Linked DNA regions of Homo sapiens: region 2 is linked to region 1. The links are chromatin loops, found by intact Hi-C in ENCODE. Cell type or tissue: OCI-LY7. All regions are shown on one strand. Links, peaks and the distances in the headings refer to the core of each region. The heading gives the core; the rest is flanking DNA.

Evidence for each region. A loop is a pair of places that touch in the nucleus more often than their neighbours do. Peaks named below come from ENCODE experiments on the same cell type or tissue, not always from the same donor. Only the 100,000 strongest peaks of a DNase experiment are listed, where the experiment ranks them.
Region 2: a loop joins it to region 1, with 2.1 times the contacts of the local background. A loop is called at or near these places in 2 of 110 quality-filtered maps.

What each region holds. Positions count from the first base shown.
Region 1 is chr5:124,170,121-124,182,967 of GRCh38, forward strand. All of the region lies in intron 4 of LINC01170 (long intergenic non-protein coding RNA 1170), which reads right to left. Among named protein-coding and RNA genes, the nearest start is that of LINC01170, 260 kb to the right of the region's middle. In OCI-LY7, for the core only: CTCF peaks have their summits at 6,711 and 6,939; a DNase peak (open chromatin) is centred at 6,711.
Region 2 is chr5:123,935,988-123,948,834 of GRCh38, forward strand. No RefSeq gene overlaps it. Among named protein-coding and RNA genes, the nearest start is that of CSNK1G3, 430 kb to the left of the region's middle. In OCI-LY7, for the core only: no CTCF peak of the experiment used is centred there; no DNase peak of the experiment used is centred there.

The DNA of each region.
Region 1 (12,847 bases), core at 1,956-9,955:
AAAAGATCACCGAAAGAATGGGCTTCTAATAAAAACCTCGAGCCTTCAACTGAACTCCAGAAGAGCTGCAGTCTAAGAGTGCGATTAAACTGGAAATAGATCAGCTTTACAAAGACTGAAACATGGCACTGAATAAGCTCAGTCTCTGTTTGGATTAAAGTAATCCATGCCTGGGCTAATTGCCTCCCAGAAGCTAAGGAAATCCTCTCTAGAAAAAGGTAACATTTTCTAGAAACCGTAAATTTTGTACATGATTTCCATAATTTAAGTTAAACAAAAAATTACCAGGAATACAAGAAAAAAAATGAGGAAAAAAAAATAGGACCTGATGCACATGTGATTCAGGTATTGGTTTTAATACATAGACTTTGAAATACCCATGGTTAATATATTAAAGATAATAGATGATAAGATAGATAAATCAACCAGAAAATGGAAATTTATATCAAAAGAATAAAATGGAAATTCTAAAACTAGAAAATAGCATCTAAAATAAAAAAATACAATAGATGTCACTGATCATCCACCAGAATAGCTAAAATTAAAACTACTTATTACCATGACCGTGTTGTAAGTGACAGTGACAATGTGGAACAATCAAAACTCTTGCACATTGTTAGTAAGTGTGTGAAACAGCACAACAACCTAGGAAAAAGATATGACAGGTCCTTATAAAACTAAACATGTACCTTTCCCGTGATCCAGCGATTCTATGCCTAGGTATGTAACCAAGAGAATAAAAAACATATCATTGCAAAAAAAAAAAAAAAACTTGTGCAAGTGTATTTGTAACAGCTTTGTTCATAGTAGCTCAAAACTAGAATCAGTTCAGTTATCCATCAACAGAATGGATTAAAACCAAACTGTGAAATAGTCATACAGTATACTACTACTCAGCAATAAAAGAGAATGAACTGTCATTTTAGTTTGAATTGTGTCTTCCCAAAAAGATACTTTAAAGTTCTATCTCCAGCACCAAAGAATGTGACCTTGTTTAGAAATAGGGTGATTATAGGGGAAAATGAGGTTAAAATGAGGTCATGGGTCAGATGCGGTGGCTCACACCTGTAATCCCAGCACTTTGGGAGGCCAAGGCGGGTGGATCAACTGAGGTCAGGAGTTCAAGACCAGCCTGGGCAACATGGTGAAACCCCATCTCTACTAAAAATACAAAAATTAGCTGGGCACAGTGGCGCATGCCTATAATCCCAGCTACTTGGGAGACTGAGGCAGGAGAATTGCTTGAGCTCGGGAGGCGGAGGTTGCAGTGAGCCAAAATTGTGCCATTGCACTCCAGCCTGGGCAACAAAGCGAGACTCTATCTCAAAAAAAAAAAAAAGAGGTCATTAGGGTGGGTCCTAATCTATATGATTGATAATCTTATAAAATGGGGAAATTTGGGCACAGAGATAAACATACGGAGGAAAAATGATGTAAATACACAAGGAGAAGACAGTCATGTGGCTGAAGTAATGCATCTACAGGCCAAGGAACGCAAGGGTGGCTGGCAAACACCAGAATCTAGACGAGTCAAGGAAGGACTCTGTTCTAGAACTGTAAGAGAGAGCATGACCTTGCCAATACCTTGATTTCAGACTTCTAGCCTCCAGAAGTAGCAAACTTCTATTGTTTTAAGCCATCCAGTTTTTGATACTTAATTTACAGCCATCCTATGAAACTAATATAATTATTTATGCATTTAACAACATGAATGAATTTCAAAAGTGTTATGTTGAGTAAAAAATTCTTACATAAAATAATACACTTTCTAGGAAGTCTAGAACAGGCAAAACTCATCTATGGTGAAAAAAAAACATTCAGACCAGTGCTTGCTCATTGGTGTAGACACCGGGATTGACTGGAAAAGGGGATGAGAAAACTTTCTAGATGATGATAAAAATCTCCTATATCTTATGGGTTCTATGTCTTATAAGTTGAATTGTATTCCCCCAGAAATATGTGTTTATACAAGTGTTTGCATTTATCAACACTCAGGAAATAAAGGTTTAAGATTTATGCAATTCATTGTGCATAAATTCTACCTCAAAAGAAATAAAATCTGTAAACAACAAATACAGAATTCTAATTAATGATATGCATTCTAAAGTATTTAAGGGAAGTGCACTGATATCTGCAATTTAATTGGAAATACATTGAAAAGTAAGATGATTGTTAAATTGACAGAGAGATAAGATAACATAAGTATAATATAATATTAATGGTAGAATCTATTTGGTAGATAGATATATGGGTACTTAATATAAAATTTTTTCAACAGTTCTGTGTTTGACTGTTTTCATCATAGAATGTTGCACAATAAAAGAGGGTAGCATAGGAATTTATAAGCAAATTATATATAGCTGAAGAGAGGTTTAGTCAGACTAATACCTACAGTAAAAAAGCGAATAAAAATACAGAAAGAAGCATAAGTGGGACTAGACTCAGTGATAAAGTCTAGCATAGGTATAATTGGAGTTCTAGAGTAGAAAGAGAAAGAGAATGGACTAAATGCTGTTTTAAAAAAGATAATAGCTGAGAATTTTTCAGAGCAGATGAAAGACTTCAAGCTACATGTTGACTTAACACAATGAAATGCCAGCAGGATAAATATGAAGAAAAACACAACTAGGTACATCTAGTTGAACTATTGAAAGACACAAATGTCTTAAAGAATTCAGAGAAGCAACAATAAGACTGAGAGCTGACTTCTCAATAGAAATGATGGAAGCCAGAAGTCAATGGAATGACATTTTAAATATGAGGCACATGGATAGAGCTAGCAATTATTAGGCTCCTCCTATTGTGTACTAGGCTCTAGGCCAAACTCTTTACAAACATTATCTCATTTAGTCCTCACACTCTCCCAAAGAGATCAAATTCATATCTCCATTTTAATGAAAGGAAATTGAGCCTTGAAAAAGTTAATGATTTACATAAATTCAGACAGCTAACCAGTGGTAAAGATTGAAACTTCACTGTGACAGGTTCCAACATATTTACCCTATATATTATGAAGCTTCCTGTCTGCTTTCATATCTATCCCTATGGGTCTGCTTAGGCTCTGTGTCCACGCACTTCCTGGTTTGGCAATCTCATTGCCAAGTCTTGTAGTAGTTATGACAATATGCCAGAGTTAATAATGCAAAGGAGAAAGAGAGAGAAAAATAAATGTGGTGGAATGCTAGTATCTAATATTGGATAACAAGGATACAGATCACATTATTGTATGGTACCACAGACTGTGGAGAGAATACCCTTAATTGGCATCTTTTCTTTGAATGCAATATATCTAATCTCCATTTTGACCCTATAGTAAATGAATGAAATGCTACCTGTGTGTTGTTAGCACCATATTGTGAAGTGTATATTATTATAGAAAATTGACAAGCTGATGAGCTGTTCTTTAGCTAAGAGAATATCCTATTTTTAATTTATATTATTTCATAAGGAAATGTGCTGATGACAGCTTATTTCAGTGGCAACTGCCGATGCATAACCTTTTTGCTAGACAACATTATATCAGTATGACAATATTTTTTAAATTATACTAAATACTAGGAATGTGTTTTCAAGAATATTTGAGAAATGAGTATATAAGATTATAAATGAGTATACAAAAATATTTCTTAATATATTAGCACATATAGGAGATTTTATTGGGGAAATGCATCTTTTATAATGAGGTAATCTTTATGTTCAATAATATTTTGTTTTTATGTATTTTTTCTTTAAGCCTATAATAAGATGTAAGAATATCTCTTCAGAATACATTTATATGTGTAGATGAATACACAAATGTGTGTATGTATATATTGATATGCATATAGACAAAAAATTCCGAAGTTAGAACTTAAATATGTATACATACACATATGTAATTATATATGTCTAATTTTATATAGAAAATATATATAATTTAAATTAAATATAATTATATATGTGTGTATATATACACATATCAAAATACTTGTGTGTATTTGTGTGTGTATATATATATAGTTGTGTGTATATACACATATACACACAAGAATTTTGATATAGCCTGAATTTTTCTAGGAGTCACTAATCTATGGTTCAAATAAAGTTATTTATTAATAGTGCTCAAATTTCGCCATTCTATTGCTCATATACTAATGAAGCCACCTCAAAATCTAAGCCAGCTGGTTCTAGGAGAATGAGTGGGAATGGAGTTTGGGGAGCTCATAAAGAGTATTGTGTTCTCTGTTCTCCCACTCATTGACACTTCCATGAAGCTCACCGGGGATCCCATATCACCAACTCACAGCCAACCTGACCACAGCAAGAGTGATATATTCATTCAGGTGCCATCCACTGGATACTCCCAAAGTGCTCACCATCCAAGGAGCCTGAGCACTGCTGCGCTCCACTTTTTTGTCCACAAAGCAGGTGTATTAGTCTGTTCTCACACTGCTCTAAAGACACTACCTGAGACTTGGTAATTTATAAAGAAAAGAGATTGAATTGACTCACAGTTTTGCATGTCTGGGGAGGCCTCAGGAAACTTAAAATCATGGTGGAAGGCAAAGGGGAAGCAGGCACCTTCTTCACAAGGTAGCAGGAGAGAGAGCACAGGGGAAACTGCCCAGCCCACAAAGCCATTTTTCCCTTCTAGGCCTCCAGGCCTGTGATAGGAGGAGCTGCTGTGAAGGTCTCTGAAATGCCCTGGAGACATTTCCCCCATCGTCTTGACTACTAAGATTCAGCTCCTCCTTGTGCAAATTTCTGCAGCCGGCTTGAATTCCTCCCCAAAATATGGGTTTTGCTTTTTTACCATATGGCCACCCTACAAAATTTCCAAATCTTTATGCTCAGCTTTCCTTTTAAATATAAGTTCCAACTTCAAACCATCTCTTTGTGAATGCATATAACTGAATACTTTCAGAATAAGCCAAGTCACCTCTTAAACACTTTCCCCACACCTAGGTTTTAAGCTCCCTGAGTTCAGGGACTATGAGTATTTTCTGTTTCCTACAACTTCTGGTCCAGTGATTTAAATAAAGATGCTCAATAAATTTTGGCTAATCATGTATAATAGAAATCAAATTAAGATGCACAGAAGGTAAGAATCTTTTCAAAGTTTACATAAAATTATCTAAAAGTATATTATGTAGTTAAACATGAGGAATATAGAAATCAAAGAAAAATTTGATAACCTTTAAATATATACCACTTGACTATTTTTATGACTTCAGACACAATATTTCTGGGGCACATAGTTATCCATTTTGGATAACATTTGGAAGTTGTTGGACAAAAAGGTAAAACTTAAAATTTTTTTCAAAACGTGTAAAAAATGAAAAAAGTGTTTTCTCTAAGGAAATCCATTTTACAAGTGAAAATTTCTTTGTCCAAGTTCTCTCTATCAGGAGTAATTTAATTTTCTTCATAATTTAGGCAGAAATAAGTAAGTTTTTCTTGGATTCAAACATCAGCAAGCAATACAAAGACATTATTAGTATGTTTTGTAATCTTCACCAAGACTGTGAAATAGAAACTAACTGGAAAAAAAGTTGCTTTAGAAAGAGCAATGTAGAAACTATTCATATGGGGGATGAGGAGGCACATAAATGTAACATATAAAAATTTATCAAAGATAAAATAATAATTTAATGCCTATATCTTTGGAGACAACAAATACTTAAATAGAGATATATTCTTCCATTCAAAAAATACTTAGAAAGGTCTAGAAATAGTCTAGTGATAAATGAGATATATCTATACTTACAATGTAATATGCATCTCTCTAGAAATTTATTTGTTAACATGGAAACTTGTTCATCATATATTAAAGTTTTAAAAAACAATTAAAAATAATACATTGTGTAATTGTATCTATGTAGAAAAATAAGAAATATATATGTATATAATATATACATAATACATAATACATATATGTATTATGTATATATTATATACATATATACATAATACATATATGTATATATTATATACATAATACATGTGTGTATATATGTATATATTATATACATATATACATAATACATGTGTGTATATATGTATATATTATATACATAATACATATATGTATATATAATATATAATATATACATACTACATATATGTATATATAATATACATTATATACATATATACATACTACATATATGTATATATTATATACAATATATACATATATACATACTACATATATGTATATTATATACAATATATACATATATACATAATACATATATGTATATATTACATAGTATATAATATATACATAATACATATATGTGTATATATTATATACTATATACATATATACATAATAATATATGTATACAGTATATACTATATACATATATACATAATTAATATATGTATATATTATATAGTATATACTATATACATAATACATATATGTATATAGTATATACTATATAATATATACATAATACATATATGTATATATAATATACTATATAATATATACATAATACATATATGTATATATATTACATATACATTATATAGTATATATCCATATCTATAGTATATATTTATGGAGAGAGAGAGAGAGAGTCTCTGAAGGAAAGTGTCTTGAATGCTGTAAGTGCCCCTTCTATATCACTTTTACTGGACCAGTGCACCCACACTCTGACTGCTGCTATGAGTTTTGCCTGCTGAGGCTCACCACTGCCACCTTTCTCTGAAGAATTGTCCTTGGCTAAAAAGGAACTGCCTTGCTCAGAGTTAGAATGCCCTGTCCCAGGAGGCATCTTGCAATCAATGACAGAGAGTACAAATGCCTGGCCTCATGCCTCAACTAACTCTGTAGTGCCAACTGTGCTCTGAATTTCCCATGAGACCAGAAGCATGAGACTTCAGCCAATTTCACAAGCTTTCACAGCTCCTTCCCCTGCCATATCCTATCACTTCTCCTGCCCCAAGAGCACTCCCTCAATTAATCATGTGTGTCTGATTCCCTGTTGTAGGTTGGGCTTCTAGGAAACCAGCCCTGAGACATACATAAAATGTTAAAAGTAGTTCTACAGGTACTGGAATTAGAGATCATTTTTAGGTTATTTTTCATGCTCTTCCTGATTAAACTATTTTTAGGATTTTATTTGGTAGAACCTCAAAATATAGAAAAAAAGAAAGTTCAAAGAAATTGAACATATTTTATTTTAATATAATAATATGTGTTCATTTAAATAAGACCAAATTTCTTCAGGATCCTTCAGGAAAGAATAAAGTAAGTATGTCTCCTCTTTGAATATTCCCAAATTATTAATAATAAATTATTTCCTGATGCCAGTTTTAGTCTTTAGATTCTAAGATTTTACATTAGATGAAATATAAATACTAATTGGAATATTATTGATCTTTTTCAACTTCCTCCTCATAGTAGCTTCAATAAGCATATTATTATACTAGATAACTTGAAAAAGCATCTCATTTTCTTTGACATTTTTTCTGTTACTTATATCTAGATCACAAAATCACACAAGTCTTGGCAAAGAAAGTTTTGAAACTTTGTGGAAGTTTTTGGCATTATCTATGTCATACTTGAAAATCATTTGTTTTAGTCATATAATACACTTAGTATTTTTTCTGGACACTATGGTAGCCATGTTACCTGTTTTTACCTTAATCCTCACAGCAGCCCTTCAGCAATATTATTATTCGTAATTGAGAATCAGAAACATTAGGTGCATTATACAAGGTCTCATATCTGAGGGTACCATATCCATCATACCACTTCTTCCTTTTGAAGGAAACCAGAATATTTCACCCCAAAATGTGTTTCTTTTGCATATTTGGAGACAGCTTTTCAGAAAAGCTGCATACACAAGAATAGCCCTGAAAAGCTGTCTTTTGTGGAAAAGATTTGCATCTGTAGAGGAAATCTACATTAGTGAAATGAAGTAAACAGCAGATGCAAATAGGCTTTTTCTAAGCACCTCCCCCCAGCTCTCATCCAGATTCAGGAAGGGTAACTCATAAGAACAGGAGATGAAAGTTTGACACTTTAAAAGGTCTGGCAGAAGAACTTTTACTACAGGTCATCATTTATCCCTCAAAGGCAATTCTGAGAGATTACTTGATTGGGCTTTATTTGCATAAGACAACCATTGTTCATAGTGAAGTTCTGCCCCTCACCTTTCCCTACACAACCTCCTCTAGAGCTCAGAGAAAGTTGGTCCTAGGCTATTGTTTATTTGGGCTTATTCATTTCCCCTGAAAATAATTTATTTCTATATCCCCACATCTCTTCTCTCCTCAGTAGAAATGGTATTTAAGCATCAACCATCTGGCCCTTTTTTTTGAGTTTTTACATTTTGTATAATTCCTGTGCACATGTGTGTGAAATAAATGTATTATCCCTTTTTCTTGTTAACCTGTCTTTTGTTTTAAGGGTGTCAGTCATGACCCCTTATGATGGGGAAGAAAAGGATCAACCCCTTTCCATTCCTAAAGTTCTCTTATACAAAGTCACATGATCAGACTTACTACTTTCTCCTTCAGTGTATTTCAGTGTATTTCATTTTTTCCTATGTGTAATCACCAAAACTGACTACAAAGTTTTCCTAAATAAAGTGACAAGTTCTTATCTAAAATAATCAAAATTCAAATAACTTTTAGGGGAAATCTTAATAAAGGATAACATTATTTTAAGGACATCCCTCAGAGCTCTAATGATAAATGAAATTATATTACATTTCTCAATAAAGAGGAAACTATGTTCTCCAAAGCACATAAAATTAGTTCCAAAATTAAAAATTCAGAAGTTAGACTTCAATGAATGCCATCAATTAATTTTTATAAAAGAACTAGAACCATTTTGAAAAAAAGTTCAATTGTCTTCTAAATGAAAATTAGATAAATAACTTCGTTTTATTGAGAAAAATTATTATGATCTGAGAGACAGACCTAGCAGGCTTTTTAGGCTTCAATTAAAAACATTAATTCTCCAGGGTAGTCCACCAAATCTTTAATCCACAAATGAGCAGAGCTCAAAGAGTATTTCACCTATAGAGCAAAGGAGCAGTAGTTGACAATGATGCTTCTTTATATTTGTGATTCCATTGCCTTCAGCAATAATGATTTAAAAAAAAATACTCTGACAATGATCAAATAAATATTTAAGTTCTTAAAGGCTCCAGGTACTATTTTGTAAATTGTACCCCACAATTGAGAATCTGATGGAACCTTAAAACACTGAACATGTTTCCCATGTGATTTACACTTTCCCAAACTTCAGTTGCAATCTTCTAACCACTTGAAAAGTCTCCACCTGTTCAATTCTTCATACAATGAATTAAGAATGAAAAGAGCTGCTCTTTGTTACTATGTTGTTGGCACAGAAATTTATAAAGATGCTAAGATACTGTGTAGATTATTGATCCTCTATACCTGAGAATCTGACCAGTAATACAAAAAAGACACAGAATTTCAGCCCTTTTACAGTTATTTTTTTCTTTTGCATTTTCATTTTCACTACTTTTCTTTGAACTACATATAGGAATGTAACAATAAGGAATTTTTGTATGCCTGGCTATCCTGTTCATGACTCTATTTTTTTTCATTACCAAAAAGCATTTTACAGTGTGCATTAAAATAATTTAAGGAACTAGAAACACCTTATGAATGCTACAGAACAATTTATGATAGAGCTAAAAGTGACCAACTCACTTGTTCCTATTTTCTCAATGGTTCAAATAGCCCAAATCCCAAACATATTCCAACCAAAACAAAATGGAAGAGCCATTTTCAGTGCAGTGTCACTCATTTTTTTTGCTTTTTTTTTTTTAAGACATGGAAGCATTTGCCAAAATGGGATCTCTGTAATAACAAACCACAGGAAAAAAAAAAAAAGTAAAACATCTCTGCACAGTGATGGTATACTATTACATTTAGCCTACCCACGCAAATTGGTCCCAGCAGTTTTCTCTTTAATTCATGATTTATGGAAACATCTGAGATTATAAAATTAACCAAACAAAAACAGATGCTGTAATTGTGAGGGGCCCAATTCTTGGATGAATACCAGAGCTAAACATTAGTATATGGAGTGGAAACATTTTAACTTAAGTTCTTATATATCAGTTCACAAGCTGATGTAAATATTCCACATGAAAATAACTATCTAAACAGCTTGGAGAAATAAAATTATGTTCACATAAGTGGCCCATTTTTCTCTCCTTCAAAAGGAAGGCAAGGCTATTAAAATGATAATTTCCTCAAGTTTTTTAATTAATAATATAAAATCTCCCACCTATATTTACAACTTCTAGGAAAGAGAGGGAGGAAGCATATCTTAGATACAACTCCCAAATTGTGCTTTTATATTACTCTGGGGCGATACATAATAACTCCATTGCCACGTAGTTTGCATATTTATTGCAGAAGACCCATTCTGAGCAGTATTTAGCATTCGGTCAGAAAGAGCTCCAACTGAAAGGAAAAAGAACACCTTTGCCTTTGAAGTAAGAGTAACTATTTAAAGGTAGTAGAAAATGTCTTTCTAGACTAGACTACCCCTAGACATTGTAAAAGCCCTGGAAATTATCCCTAGGAAAGAGAGCTATAAAAAAATGAAGTTTGCTGGTTGTGTTTCCATTTAAGGTCTGGGTGTGGTTGTAGCAACTGACTCCTTGTGGCTACGCCTTTGCAGAGACTGCTTTTAAAGTATAAATACAAAGGAAATTAGAGACTTAAAACCAGTCAAAAATGTGTTCTTTTTAGGAATGAAAGGCCTTTAAGTGATCTAAGATGCTTTTTCTGTAAAGCAGTAGGTTTCTTTGAATACAAGAACACATGGCAAAGGCTATGGTTCTAAGACTGGGGAAAAGGACTTTGTAAACACACTCAGAGAAATGTCAGGATAATACCTCCAGGGGACTTCGGCCAAGATTTGTTTATTGGATTTCCACAATTGAACCAATCATGATTAAATTGCCTTAGGGCAAAAGTTCAAAGGGCTAACAATCAGAATGCATAAAAAGTAGAACAACTGGCATATATTAAAATAAACAAGATGTCATGTAAAGAGATGTGTCTTTCAATTCTTTACAGTTCGGCTTGTAGAAGGTCATTAAACAAGGAATAATGTGGGGAACAAAGAATCCCACAAACAAGAGCCATCCACAAAGTCTAATTCCTTCTTGAGTTCTTTACAGATGAAATGTGGTAACTGTTAGCTAGAGCCCTCCAGCTGATTTATATTTCTATGAAGTTAAATAGGCAGTGTTTCCCACAGTCTATTCCAGAGAACATGAAATCCATGGAATGTTAATAAACATTGGCAACCCACTCTCTTTCCCTACCAAGGTGATTCATCCAGGAAACATGGATTTAAACCTGGTTACCAGGTTCTCTATTTTCCTAGAATCTAGGCTTTCAAAGCTTATTTGATCCCAGAAACCTCTTTTCTTAGTAGAATCTTGCAGGAATAGTGTTCATTAGAATACACTGGGAGAAACACAAACCTAAGTGGACTAGTGTACAAGTTTCATACTAGGCCCAAAGGTGAAGAAAGCTAGTGGTGGGTCCGTGGTAGGTCCATGCTGGCCCCCAAGTCCCAGGCAGTGCATTTTTCCTCCACCTAAAGAGCCCAGACCCTCATGCTCTTCTCTGTCAAAGGTGGATCTGACTCAGCTTAAAATACGGTAATGTACGGGCAAAGGGAAATTTTCCCCTTCACCCTCTACACGTTTGCCTAAAAATCAGCTCACAAAAGGCAGACATATGGATAAAAGGGATACAGATTTACTTAATGTCTATATACGGGAGACTTTGTGTCTATGTGTAGGAGACTTCAGAATGAAAACCCAAAGCTATAGGAGAAATTGTCCATTTTCATGCTTAGGTTCAACAAAGTGTGGAAGCTGTGTAGAAAGATGATTGGACAAAAGGCCATGATCTAATGCTAATGGACTGAGCGGGGAAACCCAGCAAGGCCTGTCTAGATTCCTGTTGCCCTCTCCAAGCACACATTCCTTCCTTCTGGGTGTGGAGCAGGACCCTCTCTGAAATGGGAATCTTATTATCTATAGTCAAACAAGGTAGGCCAGATAATTTGTTGATGGCCAGTTTTTACACAGAAAGTCAGGGGAAAGTTAGAGTAATAATTTTAGGTTTTATGGCTGGCTTTTGTTTTGGTTTCTGTGACATGCCTAGGGGAAGAGAGATTCTAGTTTCTATGACCAGCATCAGGGGAGAATGAAACTGAGAGACAGGAGGGCAGGAGAAGATCAGAGAAAAACTTTTGCTTCTGAGGCCTTCAATTTGCAGTATTGTTTTCTGAGCCCTAATAGTAAAAATGTGTGATGATAGCTTGAGAGTTTTCTTTTGCAAATACATTTGCATAGTAACAGAACAGAAACTTTGATGTGAGAGAATCAAATTCTTAGAGATATTTTAGGCAAGCAAATAAGACAATGTTTGGGAAACTAATGTATCTATTTCCAGGATCCTTGTCCCATGCACCAGGGATAGTCAAATATGACAGTGACCCAGTCCAAGCTATTGAGATCTTGCAAAGCCATAATTAGCATTTTGAACTGGACCTAGTGGTCTCTGAAGCACTTGTTTCCCAAATTCCTTGTATCTGAGCGATTCCTTGAGTCATCTGATTACAGAGTCACTGTGACTTTTATATTCAATCTTCTAATTTTCCACTCCAGAAAAGACTAGCATGCCTGACATTGCACAAGCCCCCTTTCACAGAGCAGCTCTTAAGAATTACATGATAGAAATTTCATCAATAATAGCCTTCTAATAACTTTCCTGTATCTCCGAGTTCTAATTCAAAATTTCAGCTCTAGTTCAAAATTTATTCTGCTCACAGAAGTATTGC
Region 2 (12,847 bases), core at 4,848-12,847, 230 kb before region 1:
TCATCTCCAAATTTCTCTGCTGCCTACAGAGCTGCTTGCTTCTCCGCTGTGGTTAGGGTTTGACTTAGGAGCAGCATAACATCCTGTCATGTCAAATACCTGAGTTAAATTTTGGAAGCTTCTATATACCTATCAGGGTCGTTAGAAATTGGTCTAAGTCTCCCTTTATTTGCCTAAGGTCCTGTAATAAGAAGGAAACTTGAGAGGGCCCCAAATAAGGGGGATCCTCAGATTGTTGCCCTGGCAGATGCTTCTCTAACTTTGGAGAATCATTCTCTGTAGGCCTGCCTGATAGGACTACTGAAACAGCTAGGTTGATTTTGTAATGCTTGCCAAAGTCTGGGTTGTCTCTCAGACCTTGGCAAGCAACACTGGGTTGTGTAAAAAAAAGTGCAAACAACAACAACAACAACAACAACAAAACCTGTACAGAAGTCACCTTGGGCCATTTGCCTTCCTGTCTGCAAAAAAGATCTAATTGTTGGATAATATTAAAATTAAGGCTCCTTTCCACAGGCCAAGCTGGTTCAAGAGGATAAGAAGACCATGCCCTTGTCCGAAAGAAAATGAGCCGCTTTTTCTCTAAAGTTTCAGGGTGAAAGGAGTTGCAGTGCTTCAGAATGCACTCCAGGGGAGTGTAGGCTGAAGATGATACCCAGCTAGAAACAGAAGTGAGAAAAATTCATCTCGTTAGTCTCCTTCCTTTTGGTGTGACCTGGGATGGAGAGGAAGACAGTGGGGGCATCCCCCCTGCTGTTTTCTCCCCATGGTTCCTGGGTCCTGGCACCTTGTTGAACATGTGACTCATGGTGGCAGGTGTGACCCCCCCCAGCCATGGAACCAGAGGAACTAAGCCATTGGGGTTAGTCGCGCTCACCCAACTGGCTCTAGTTCTCTGCCTGTGATTTCTCTGACTTCCTAGACTTTTGTGACCTGCCTGGCTCCCTGAAAAATGGATCTCAAGAAAAGCTACATAATAGTTGGTCAAGGCCCCTTTAATGAAGGGGGTGTGCTAGATTGAACTCTATATCCTGCTATTATGGCCTGTGCTGAAGTGTTTACTCTTAGAGAATGGTTCCGGTTAACTTCTGAACTTAAAATCTCCTTTCTAATTAAGTGCCACTCTAAATAGAAGCAGAATAAGTGCCTTAAAAGAATGTAGCAACCAAATGACCATTTTCCTTCTGATGGGACAGTATTGAGACTAAAATTTGGCTTTGGAGGGAATTTTACCCCTAATCGTTGAAGGCCGAATTTTCCCATTTACAGAAGCAGCACGAAGCCTGGTTTTTAGTAGAGAGGCGCAAAAAGGGAAGAGAATTGGGAAGCAAGGGTGTTTCAGTAAAGGACTGACAATGTGCCTCATGGAGAGGATCTCTATTCCACTAGGTGGTGCTGTTGACCTTGAAACACCATGTGCTCTCCAGACCAAGGGTGGAGAGAGACCTGGAAATGCCACGTGCTTTCCAGACCAAGGGCAAAGAGAGATGCTCAGTGTCCAGGCGGCAGGGTGGGGGTTGGGGACGGTCTCTGTCCTTAGAAAATCACAAAGATGCCTTCCCCTGAGGTATATTTCCAGTTACTATTACATTCTTTGATCTTGCCAAACAAGATTACTTCCCTGAACTATAGAACTTCCCACACATTGCATACACAGAGAGGATAAGAGGTACGACGATTGCGGACAGAAAAGGAAGAAATTATGATAGGAAAGTGGGAGATCCTGTTGTTGACACCCCATTGGGGCGGTCAGAGGCTGGGGTGAGTCCAGAAGTCTTTGGATAACACTGGCGGGACCCCTGGCCAGAAATCCTCAGTTGCCACAGGACTTCTTCCAGTCCCACGTGACGGCTAAGTCCTTCATGAAAAGAAGCTGGTTTAAACATAGCCAATATGCCCAGCAACCCTTGGGTATTGGAGAATTCTCCATGTTCTTCCGAGCAAGCCTGTTCCCGAATCTTGTAAGGCTGGCATTCATGCTAATCATTTTTAAATGGCTGAAGGGATTCCAGTAATTGGTTTTATTTGGTTCTAAAATGAAGGCCAAAAGCCTCAGAATAAAAGGACAGAGTTGGAGTCCTCTCCTCTACTCTCATCATTTTGATGAATGTTATACATTGGTATCCCAGACGAGCCCCCATTTTGAAGTGGCTATGTTGTCTGGGGTGTGTATACACTGGGGTTTGTTGTCACGTGCCAGGAAAATTTAGGATATGGACACACATGAGGAGTTTAGGAGCAGAGGTTTAATGGGTAGGAGAGAAGACAAAGAGAAACAGCTTCCTCTATAGAGGAAGGGGTCTCCAAGCGGAAAAGACCAGCTGGTGGTGAATCCATCGAGTTTTATAGTCCAGTTTGAGGAAGTGGTGTCTGATTTACATAGAGCTCATAGATTGGTTTGATCAGATATGACGTTTGCATGGTGCGCAGGGAAGCCTAATCTTTTTATGCAACTGGGCTTTCCAGTTGATTAGCGCCATCTTGTCTGCTCCTTTACAGTACACCTGGCTGGCAAAGAAGGGAAGATGGAACCACCATCTTGAACATACCTAATCCTTAGTTCCTGCCAGCATCCACCTGTGCAAACTTCCAGCTTGCAGGGTGCTTTTTGTTAGAAAATGATTTGGGGCTGCTTTTCATTAAAAATAAAAGCCTTACTGAGGACTCCCATACCCTTGCTCTCTGCCTAAGTGATTTTTTCTTAACTCTTATATCAGTGATTTATTCTTTAAATGTAGGGGTGTGTGGCTTAACATTTGTCTAGTATGCCCTTTGGTCCTGTTTTTAATTTGATATCTTATTGCCCCAAAAAGTCTGTTCTTTCAGCCATACAATCTCTATTTTTAACATGAATGCTGGTCAGTTGTGTCTAAACTCAAAAAGGGAGAAGGTATAATGAGATATGTCTGACCTGCTGTCCTGTCACGGCTGGGAACTCAGTGTTAAGGTTTTTTTGGAGTTTCCTTGGCCACAGGGCGTCCCTTCAGTCAGTGGGGGGCTTAGTATTTTACGTTTATAGGCATTAGAAGTTCATTACAATTTTAGCTGGTTTGTCTTTACCTTCATCTGCGGTGGATTTCTTCTTGTCCTACAGCTCTTCCAAAGCTAAAAACCCCCAAAGTTTTTCTCTCCTCAGATGAGCTTATCATGATTAAAATTTACCTCATTTAGATATCTTTGTGCCTTGGGCTTTGTGATTTTAAAAACTAAAACAAAACAAAACTAGAATCTTATTGCTTATCCAGCTTGTTCTCATTATTAGGATAGTAGCAACAGTCTTTTTGTGGCTTTCTACATCTTAATTGGTAGTAGAGTGACCCCACTGGAATTTTCCTGGGAAACTAGTGTTAAGCTAATTAATAATTTTGGCAAAAATTGATAACTCAAAGTATCCAAACTTACCATCCTGAAACATACTCTAACTCTCCACTTAAATGTTTATATAGTTTGACCTGGGTCCTAGTTTTAGCCATTGATCCTAATAATTTTTTCTTAAAGAGTAGTTAAAGATAAGAATGTTTGAATATAGCAGCATTTTTGTTATGTGTAAAACTGAAAAAGCCTAAATGTGTAATAATATGAATGATTTAATACATTACAATTCTTTCCTGTGTTGAATTTTTTTAGTGAAGAAAAATCACATTTTTGACGCCTGTATAACAACATGGAAAAAGTTCAGGTTTTATTTTTTCAAAACATACTTATTGAGAATTTGTTAAATTTCAAATATCATAGCAAGGGCTAACTATGCCTAGATAAATAAAATATACAATGTTTCTGTCTGGATTGAGTTTATAATCTGGTGGAAGAGATAAAGAAGCAAACAAATATAAAATCATAAACCTTGATGTAATACCAAGTAAATGAAAGGGATGATATTTCTAATATCAATCTGTTAGAAACATAAAACCAAATTAATTAGAAAGATGCGGTCATATAACAAGTGGAAAGAAAAACAGTTCAGGCAGTGGGAACAGCATGTGAAGACCCTAGAAAGAGCTAGAGCTGCATATATGGTTTTTGGATTAATGGAAGGTTGCAGGACTAAAAAAAACACATTCAGCAAATAGGGGAGTCAGGACGTAGAAGACTGAATAGAAGTCAGAGATCTGTCCATTCACTGCTTTGCAAGGCTTCAAAGGCAAGGGGTTTAGATTTGTTTCGTAGTGAAAGTGTTTCTCATGTAAGTGTTTGAACTGATTTTAAACACAATCTGGTTTATGTTGTTGCAAAAATAAAAAGTCTTTTGAGTGGAGAATTGATGAAAGAGAGGCATAAGTAAGAAGACTAGACAAGAGGCTACCTGGTAGTCCAGGTGAGAAAGAAAAGTGGCATAAATAGATTGCAGTTTCTTTCATAAACGGCGTCAATATCTGAGACATGTTTTGGAAGTAGAATGGCTAGGATTTTCTAATAATTTGGATGGGGGCATGAAAAGAGAAGTCAGGGTTGATTTCCAGGTTTGTGGCTTAAGGAGAAAATAGGTGGAAAGTGATACTAATTTCTGAGATAAGGGAGATGAAGAGATAGAAAGTGTAGGAAATGGGATGCTTTAAATCAAGTCCTTTGTTTTAGATATGTTGATCTTCATATCCATGTGGGGCTGCCAGCCAGGAAGTTGGATTTGAAGCTGATGGGGAGGTTTAAGCTGAGGCTAATTTAGGAAGCTGTCAGCACATATTTTTAAGTGAGAAAAAGCAAAGCATAATAAAGTATGTATTTTGTGATCTCAATTATAGTGAAGCATATGCAACTATATGCAAAATACAATGTTATTGGCAGTTGTCTATGGGGGTGGAATTATGATTGGATTTCCTTCTTTCTTTGTGACCTTCAATATTTACTGAATATATAAACAAATATTACTTTAAAGGTAATTTATTAGAAGTATTCAGGAGTACAATATAGTCTCTGAGACTCTAGGAATAGCTACTGCTTCCTTCTTTCTTATGATTTCCTTGACCCTCTCTGCATATTGATTTCTCTCCTCCACTCAAAACATTGGGTTTCAATAAGAAAAAAAGCCATCTAAAATACTGTAATAGTCTTTTATTATTTGGTGGTTAGTGTTATAGAAGAGAAACTGAAGTCTTTGTACTTTCTTTTCAATCTACAAACATATATAATAATTCTTGGTATTTGGCTATTATTTTTTCTGTTATTGTTGAATATTTTCAATATGCATTTTCAGAATTTAAAATTTTTTTTACCAATAAATTATTTTCTATTTTTTTTAGAAGTACTAAACTTCATGCCAAAGGATTTATCTATTGAGTATATATGTACACCTCCCACCAACACACACATTGGTCTTCTTTTTGAGCTTCCTTTAATGTCTTTCATCTTTTCTTTAGTTATTTCATTGCCTTTCCTTTTTTTGTGTCTTTTGTATAAGACTTGCCTTTTTGGGAGGTTCCAAGATGACTGAATAGGAACAGCTCCTGTCTACAGCTCCCAGCATGAGTGACACAGAAGATGGGTGATTTTTGCATTTCCAACTGAGGTACCGGGCTCATCTCATTGGGGCTTGTCGGACAGTGGGTGCAGCCCACAGAGCATGAGCTGAAGCAGGGTGGGGAATCACCTCAACTGGGAAGCACAAGGGGTTGAGGAATTCCCTTTCCTAGCCAAGGGAAGCCGTGACAGGCAGTACCTGGAAAATTGGGACACTCCCACCCTAATACTGTGTTTTTCCAACAGTCTTAGCAAATGGCACATCAGGAGATTATATCCCGTGCCTGGCTCGGAGGGTCCCATACCCATGGAACCTTGCACACTGCTGGTACAGCAGTCTGATATCAAACTGCAAGGCAGCAGCGACGCTGGGGGAGGGGCGTCCGCCATTGCTGAGGCTTGAGTAGGTAAACAAAGCAGCCGGGAAGCTTGAACTGGGTGGAGTCCACCACAGCTCAAGGAGGCCTGCCTGCCTCTGTAAACTCCACCTCTGGGGGCAGGGCATAGGCAAACAAAAGGCAGCAAACACTTCTGCAGACTTAAACATCCCTGTCTGACAGCTTTGAAGAGAGTAGTGGTTCTCCCAGCATGGCGTTTGAGATCTGAGAATGGACAGATCCCAAGAAATATGGGACTTTGTGAATAGACCAAATCTACATCTCCCTGGTGTACCTGAAAGTGACAGGAAGAATGGAACCAAGTTGGAAAACACTCTTCAGGATATTATACAGGAGAACTTCCCCAACCTAGCAAGGCAGGCCAACATTCAAACTCAGGAAATACAGAGAATGCCACAGAGATATTGCTCAAGAAGAGCAACTCCAAGACACATAATTATCAGATTCACCAAAGTCGAAATGAAGGAAAAAATGTTAAGGGCAGCCAGAGAGAAAGGTTGGGTTACCCACAAAGGGAAGCCCATAAGACTAACAGTGAGACTAAAGACTCACTGCAAGCTCCGCCTCCCGGGTTCACGCCATTCTCCTGCCTCAGCCTCCCAAGTAGCTGGGACTATAGGCGCCTGCCACCACGCCCGGCTAATTTTTTTTGTATTTTTAGTAGAGACGGGGTTTCACCGTGTTAGCCAGGATGGTCTCGATCTCCTGACCTCGTGATCCACTCACCTCGGCCTCACAAAGTGCTGGGATTACAGGTGTGAGCTACCACACCCAGCCCCATTTTAGTATCTTAATCTCCTCCTTTTAAGTTATTATTTTACAGCTTCTGCAGGTCAAAAGTTTGGGTGCAATAAGCTGGATTTTCTGCTCTGGGTCTCACAAAATGAAATTCCCTGTGTCAGCAGGGTGAGGCTCTTTTCTGGAGACCTTGCAGACCTGAGGTCCCCATCTGTTTGCAGGCTGCCAGCCAGGGTCTGCTGACTGCTCCTGGAAGCTTCTTGCATTCACTATCACAGTGCCTCTCTCATCAAAGCCCCAATGGCATGTAGGCATGTGGGGTCCTCCTTATATCTTGAATCTCTTCTCTCTGGCATTTTTTTTTCTACTTCTCTCTCCTGCTTTTAAAAGCTCACATATATTGCACCCACAGATAATACAGGATAATCTCTTTATCTTAAGGTCAACTGATTAGTAACATTAATTGCATCTACAAAGTCCCCTTTTCCCTGTACCATAACAGAACTCACAAAAGCCAGAGATCATGGAGGCAAAATAATGCCCACATAGGACCCTTCCCAGAATATATGGGAAGGAATGAGAGAAAAGAACAAGGGTGACAGAGACAGATACACATTTAGAGGGCCAAGTCATTTGTTCTTCAACAAAAAGCAAGCATGAGCTGTGTACTGTTACTTTAATTTAACTTACTACAAATAATTAAATGACTAATGTAGTTCAGGATTATGTATGTGATAAACATGCCCTAAAAGATGAAATATTATGCAAAAAATGAGTAGCCTTAAAATCCCTATAAGCTTTATACTGCAGGCATTTTTGTGGCTTTCAAGCAAAAATGTAAGGGTTAGTAAGTTATTTAGGAGAAACAGTCTTCTGGATAGTAGATTCAAAATTAGAGAAGAAAAAAATACCTTTGTTTAGTCTTCTTAATAAGTAGTCATTAAATAAAATATGAGGGTAAATTAGATTTTAGAAGAAGGAAGGAAGGATGAAAGGAAAAAAATTACCAAGTGAGTACATTTCTGTGAGTCAAAGAAGCAAGTTAATTTAAACACATGCACACATAAAATTTATAAAGGTTCAATGAACTGAGTCAGAGTACACATCTGAATTCACCTGGTTTATGTAATATTTGGGGTGGACAGTAAATAAGCACAAACTCCAGAGTATATCTTTCTGAACTATAATTATGTGCACTCTGATTACAATAGAATGCAGACACTATTATCAAAGGAGAACAAACTAAACTAAAAAGCCCATCAGGTTCATGCAGACAGTATCTCTTAGAAGCTGCCTACTTCTAGGTTTTTGCAGTTGACTTTCATGCCAATGCTCTTTCACTTTGCACCCACTTATCATTTTTCAGTTTAAAAAGATGAAATGATGCCAGGGAAAATAAGCCAAAGTTTTTATTGCAACTTTTTTTTTTTTTTTTCTTAAAGAAATCAAAAGCTTCTTGGGAAAAAAAAGCAATGTAAAAGTGGGTTTACAAAGTCTTTCTCTTCTAAAGCTGAACAAAATTCTAAACAAAAAGCAAAGTTTTAAAAAGGCAAAGGAAAAAAGTCACATCACTCTGGAAACTAAGGAATTTTAGTCACATAGAGAATGCATTAGGTAAAGTGGGATGAACACACCAAAACCCAGTATTCAATTCTCTTCAAGAAAGATGTTCATTATTGAAGCTGAGACCACCCCCTTGACCATGCTCCATAAAAGTTATAATCAATCAATAGAATAGAAGATCATGAGACAACATAGTGAACTAGAAAAGTTGTCATCGCTAAAAAAAGTATTGAAGGTCATACACAATTTTAATACTGATGATATAGAATATCAGTTCTTAGAGCCAGTTTTGGCCTTGAGAAAACTACCTTGAATAAAAAAAGTTACCTTGAAGAAAAAGTGAAAACAGGACAAATATATGGAATAAAAGCTGATGAGTATGAAGGCTCCTCCATGAGTGACTGGATTTTCTTAAGAAAAGAAGAAATGGCCAGGCACGGTGGCTCACACTTGTAATCCCAACACTTTGGGAGGCCGAGATGGGCAGATCTCCTGAGGTCAGGAGTTCAAGACCAGCCTGGCCAACATGGTGAAACCCCATCTCTACTGAAAAAAACACAAAAATTAGCTGGGCATGTTGGTGGGTGCCTGTAATTCCAGCTACTTGGGAGGCTGAGGCAGGAGAATCACTTGAACCCGGGAGGTGGAGGTTGCAGTGAGCTGAGATTGCACCACTGTACTCTAGCCTGGGTGACAGAGCAAGACTCCGTCTCAAAAAAGAAAAAAGAAAAAGAAGAAGAAGAAGAAACATCAGCAAGAATAAAAAAAACAAAGTTTTAAGAGAAAAAATTTTTGAGTTAAAAATTTCCTGTTTTCATATCTCAAAATGTTCACCATATATGTTACAGGCAAATTTACTGGAAAAAAAATGATGAATTATCCTAACCAAATACTAAATTATGGAATTCCAAAGAACAACAAGAATAGCTCATTGGTTGTTGAGAATAAATATTAAAAGGAAAGTAAAACTAAATAATGGACAAAAATACCATGATATGTTTCAAAATATATTATCTTTGTTTTTTGGAAAAAATACTATAGTACCCTAAATATATGATACATTTGGTGCTTGGTTTAAAAAAATCCAAAGATTAGTTTAGTTCTCCAAGCCAAATGTACTTGTTCAGTTTTTCCTTTTTCTCTTAGGAGGCCCCAAAGGAGTCTTAATATGTAATAGCATTCTTTCCCATCTAGTCCTGAACAATTTTAGAAAATAACAAAAGTGACACTCATGGTCAGATAAAAAGACGTGGCTTTATCCAAGTCTATTAGCCAAGTATGGTTATCAATACCAGACATCAGAATTAGGCAGAACTATCCATGGAGAGACCCAAACAGGTTTGGACCCAGGCAAGCATCCCCCAGTAGATGAGCCATGGAACCTGTATTCAAACATATGTTACCATACTCAGCTCATTTCCTCCTACCTCTTTTGGTCTCTATGCTGTTCCTGCCTCTTGCTTCCAATTGTAAATGTCAGAGTGTCTGAGGATTTAGACGTTGGATGACATCTGTTCTTCTGACTACACTCATTCTCTAAATGGTCTCATCATGTCCCACAACTTTAAATCCTGTCTCTGAGCTGATGTTAAGCTTAAGCTTTTCCTCTGAACTCCAGAATCATGTGTTCACCCCCCATTCAATCTACTTGGATGTATAATAGGCACCTCAAACTTAATATGTTTAAACTGAACTCTTGATCTTTTCTCCCCACCTTCACCCCAAACAGCTCCTTTCCTAGTCTTTCCCACCTCAGTTAATGGTAAATCCATTCTTCAGTTGTTCAGGTTGAGGACTAAGATCTAATTTTTTTTATCTTGCTCAAATTCCTATCTCAGGTGTGTGGGGACTCATGCCCTAGAAATTCTTATCAGAATTCTTATCAGGGTTTTATTTAGCCATATATATTGGGGCTTACTTTCTAATATGACTCTGGCATAATATTATGAGACACGGAAGAAAATAAAAATATTTTACCCCAAAACATGTTTCTCTGCCATATCTTGAAATGGCTCTGCAAAGCCATCCTTTGTGGGAGAAAATCTGCATCTGTAAGGAATCTCTATTAACATAGCTAGATCTTTTACTTCCAGGCCCTCCCAATCCTGAAGAGATTAACTAAAAGTCTAGTACCTTTCAAAGATCTGAATAGGAAACATTTGTCATTTATTGTCTCTAAGGGGAGCCACTATAAGACTTCAGAAGAACCTTGGTCTCCACAATCTTTGATCTTAACCTGAACATTTCCTTTCTGTGATCCCAGGTCTTTAGACAAACTCAACCAATTGTGAACCAGAAAATGTTTAAATTGACCTATAGCCTGGAAGCCCCCACTCCCCTCACCTTTGAGTTGTCCTGCCTTTCTGGACCAAGCCAATGCATTTCTTAAATGTATTTAATTGATGTCTCATGCCTCCCTAAAATGTATAAAACCAAGCTGTACCTCGACCACCTTGGGCACATTTTCTCAGGACCTCCTGAGGGCTGTGTCATGGGCCATGGTCACTCATATTTGGCTCAGAATAAATCTCTTCAAATATTTTACAGAGTTTGACTCTTTTCACCAACAAGGTCAAAACCTTTTAAATCCTTGATATCTATCTTTCTGTACGCTGCATGTAATGTATCAGCAAATTTTGTCAGTCATACTTCAAATAAATCCAGAATCCAGCTCTTTCTCACAACCTTCACTGCTAGCACCATCATCACTCCTCTGGATTATTGCAATAACTGCTTAACTCTAATCCCTTTTTCAGTGCCCCTACCCTCCACAAGTCTTATCTCAGGAGTTAAAACACAAGCCAAATTAGGCTGCCTCTCTGCTCCAGTCACTCTGCATTCCTTGCTGTTCTTCAAACTCAGGAGACATTCTCTGCTTTAAGGCCTGTCTTAGTTATTTAGGCTATTATAACAAAATTCTATAAACTGGATAGCTTATAAAGAGCAGAAATTTATTTCTCAGTTCTAGAGGCTGGTAACCCTAAGATCACGGCACTGGTGGATTCAGTGTCCAGTGAGGGTCTGCTTTCTGTTTCATAGATGGTGACTTCTCACCATCTTCACATGAAAGAACAGGCAAGGCAGCTCTCTGGGAGCATTTTATAAGGGCATTAATCCGATTCATGAGCGCTCCACTCTCACGACCTAACCACCTTCCCAAAGGCCCCAGTTCCTAATACCATGTTGGTGATTAGATTTCAACATATAAATTTTGGGTGGGGGCGCAAACATTCAGAACATAGCAGGACCTTTGCACTATTCCAGAGCAATTTTCTGAGAACGCTTTTCTCTCAGATATCCACAAACTTCTGTTACTCACTTTTATATGGTGCTATTTACAATCACTGTCCCAGTGAGCCTTTCCTGGGCAGTGTATCTCAAATTTCAGCCCTGAAACTTTTGATATTTCTTCTCGCTAATTTAGTTTTTTTTTTTTTAAATGTGTCACTTTAAAAATACTTGTTTAATTTATTATGTTTGTTTTCCACCTCTCCTATTGGAATGTAAGAGATTTTAAATTCACTGGAATTCCAGTGCCTAGAACAGGGTCTGACACACAGAACCACTGTTGTTAAATGGGAGAATGAATTAACAGCTCACACTCAAGGGGAAGAAGAGCTGAACTGAGCCAAGCATGCTTAGATTTCCCCAAATTTACCATCAGATCAGGCCCTTCTCCTAAAGCAGAGTGAGTAAAGGAACAGAAGGTAGGCCACAGGGGCTGTAGTTCACAGAGCACACAAAAGGCAAGATTCAGAATGGGGAGTAAGATATCCTATAATATTGTTTTTGTTTCTATATTCTTAATTAAAAGCCAAGATAATGATGTCGTTATAATCTGAGATAATCTAAAACAGGGGCCTTCTAACTACAGCCTGAGGGCCAAATCTGGCTTGCAACCTGTTTTCCATATGGCCCCTCAGAATTGCTTTTACATTTTGAAAGTATTAAGTAAGGGGATAAGAGAAGGAGGAGGAAAAGGAGGACAAGGAGAAAAGGGAAGAGAAGCACATCTTTCTCCTCAAGTTCCTAAACCTCCATCAAACAAGCGAGCTTGCCTTTTGAGTTCAATTTTAATTTTTCATAAAGAGATGTTGTGTCTGGAATTGGTGGGTTCTTGGTCTCACTAACTTCAAGAATGAAGCCGTGGACCCTCGCAGTGAGTGTTACAGTTCTTAAAGGTGATATGTCCGGAGTTTGTTCCTTCTAATGTTTGGACTTGTTTGGAGTTTCTTCCTTCTGGTGGGTTCCTGGTCTCGCTGGCTTCAGGAGTGAAGCTGCAGACCTTCACTGTGAGTGTTACAACTCTTAAGGTAGCGCATCTGGAGTTGTTCATTCCCCCGGGTAGGTTCATGGTCTCACCGGCCTCAGGAGTGAAGCTGCAGACCTTAGTGGTGAGTGTTACAGCTCATAAAGGCAGCGTGGACCCAAAGAGTGAGCAGCAGCAAGATTTATTGCAAAGAGCGAAAGAACAACGCTTCCACAGTGTGGAAAGGGAACCAGCGGGTTGCCATTGCTAGCTCAGGCAGCCTGCTTTTATTCCCTTATCTGGCCCCACCCACATCCTGCTGATTGGTCCATTTTACAGAGGGTGATTGGTCTGTTTTACAGAGAGCTGATTGGTCCGTTTTGACAGGGTGCTGACTGGTGTGTTTACAATCCCTGAGCTAGACACAAAAGTTCTCCAAGTCCCC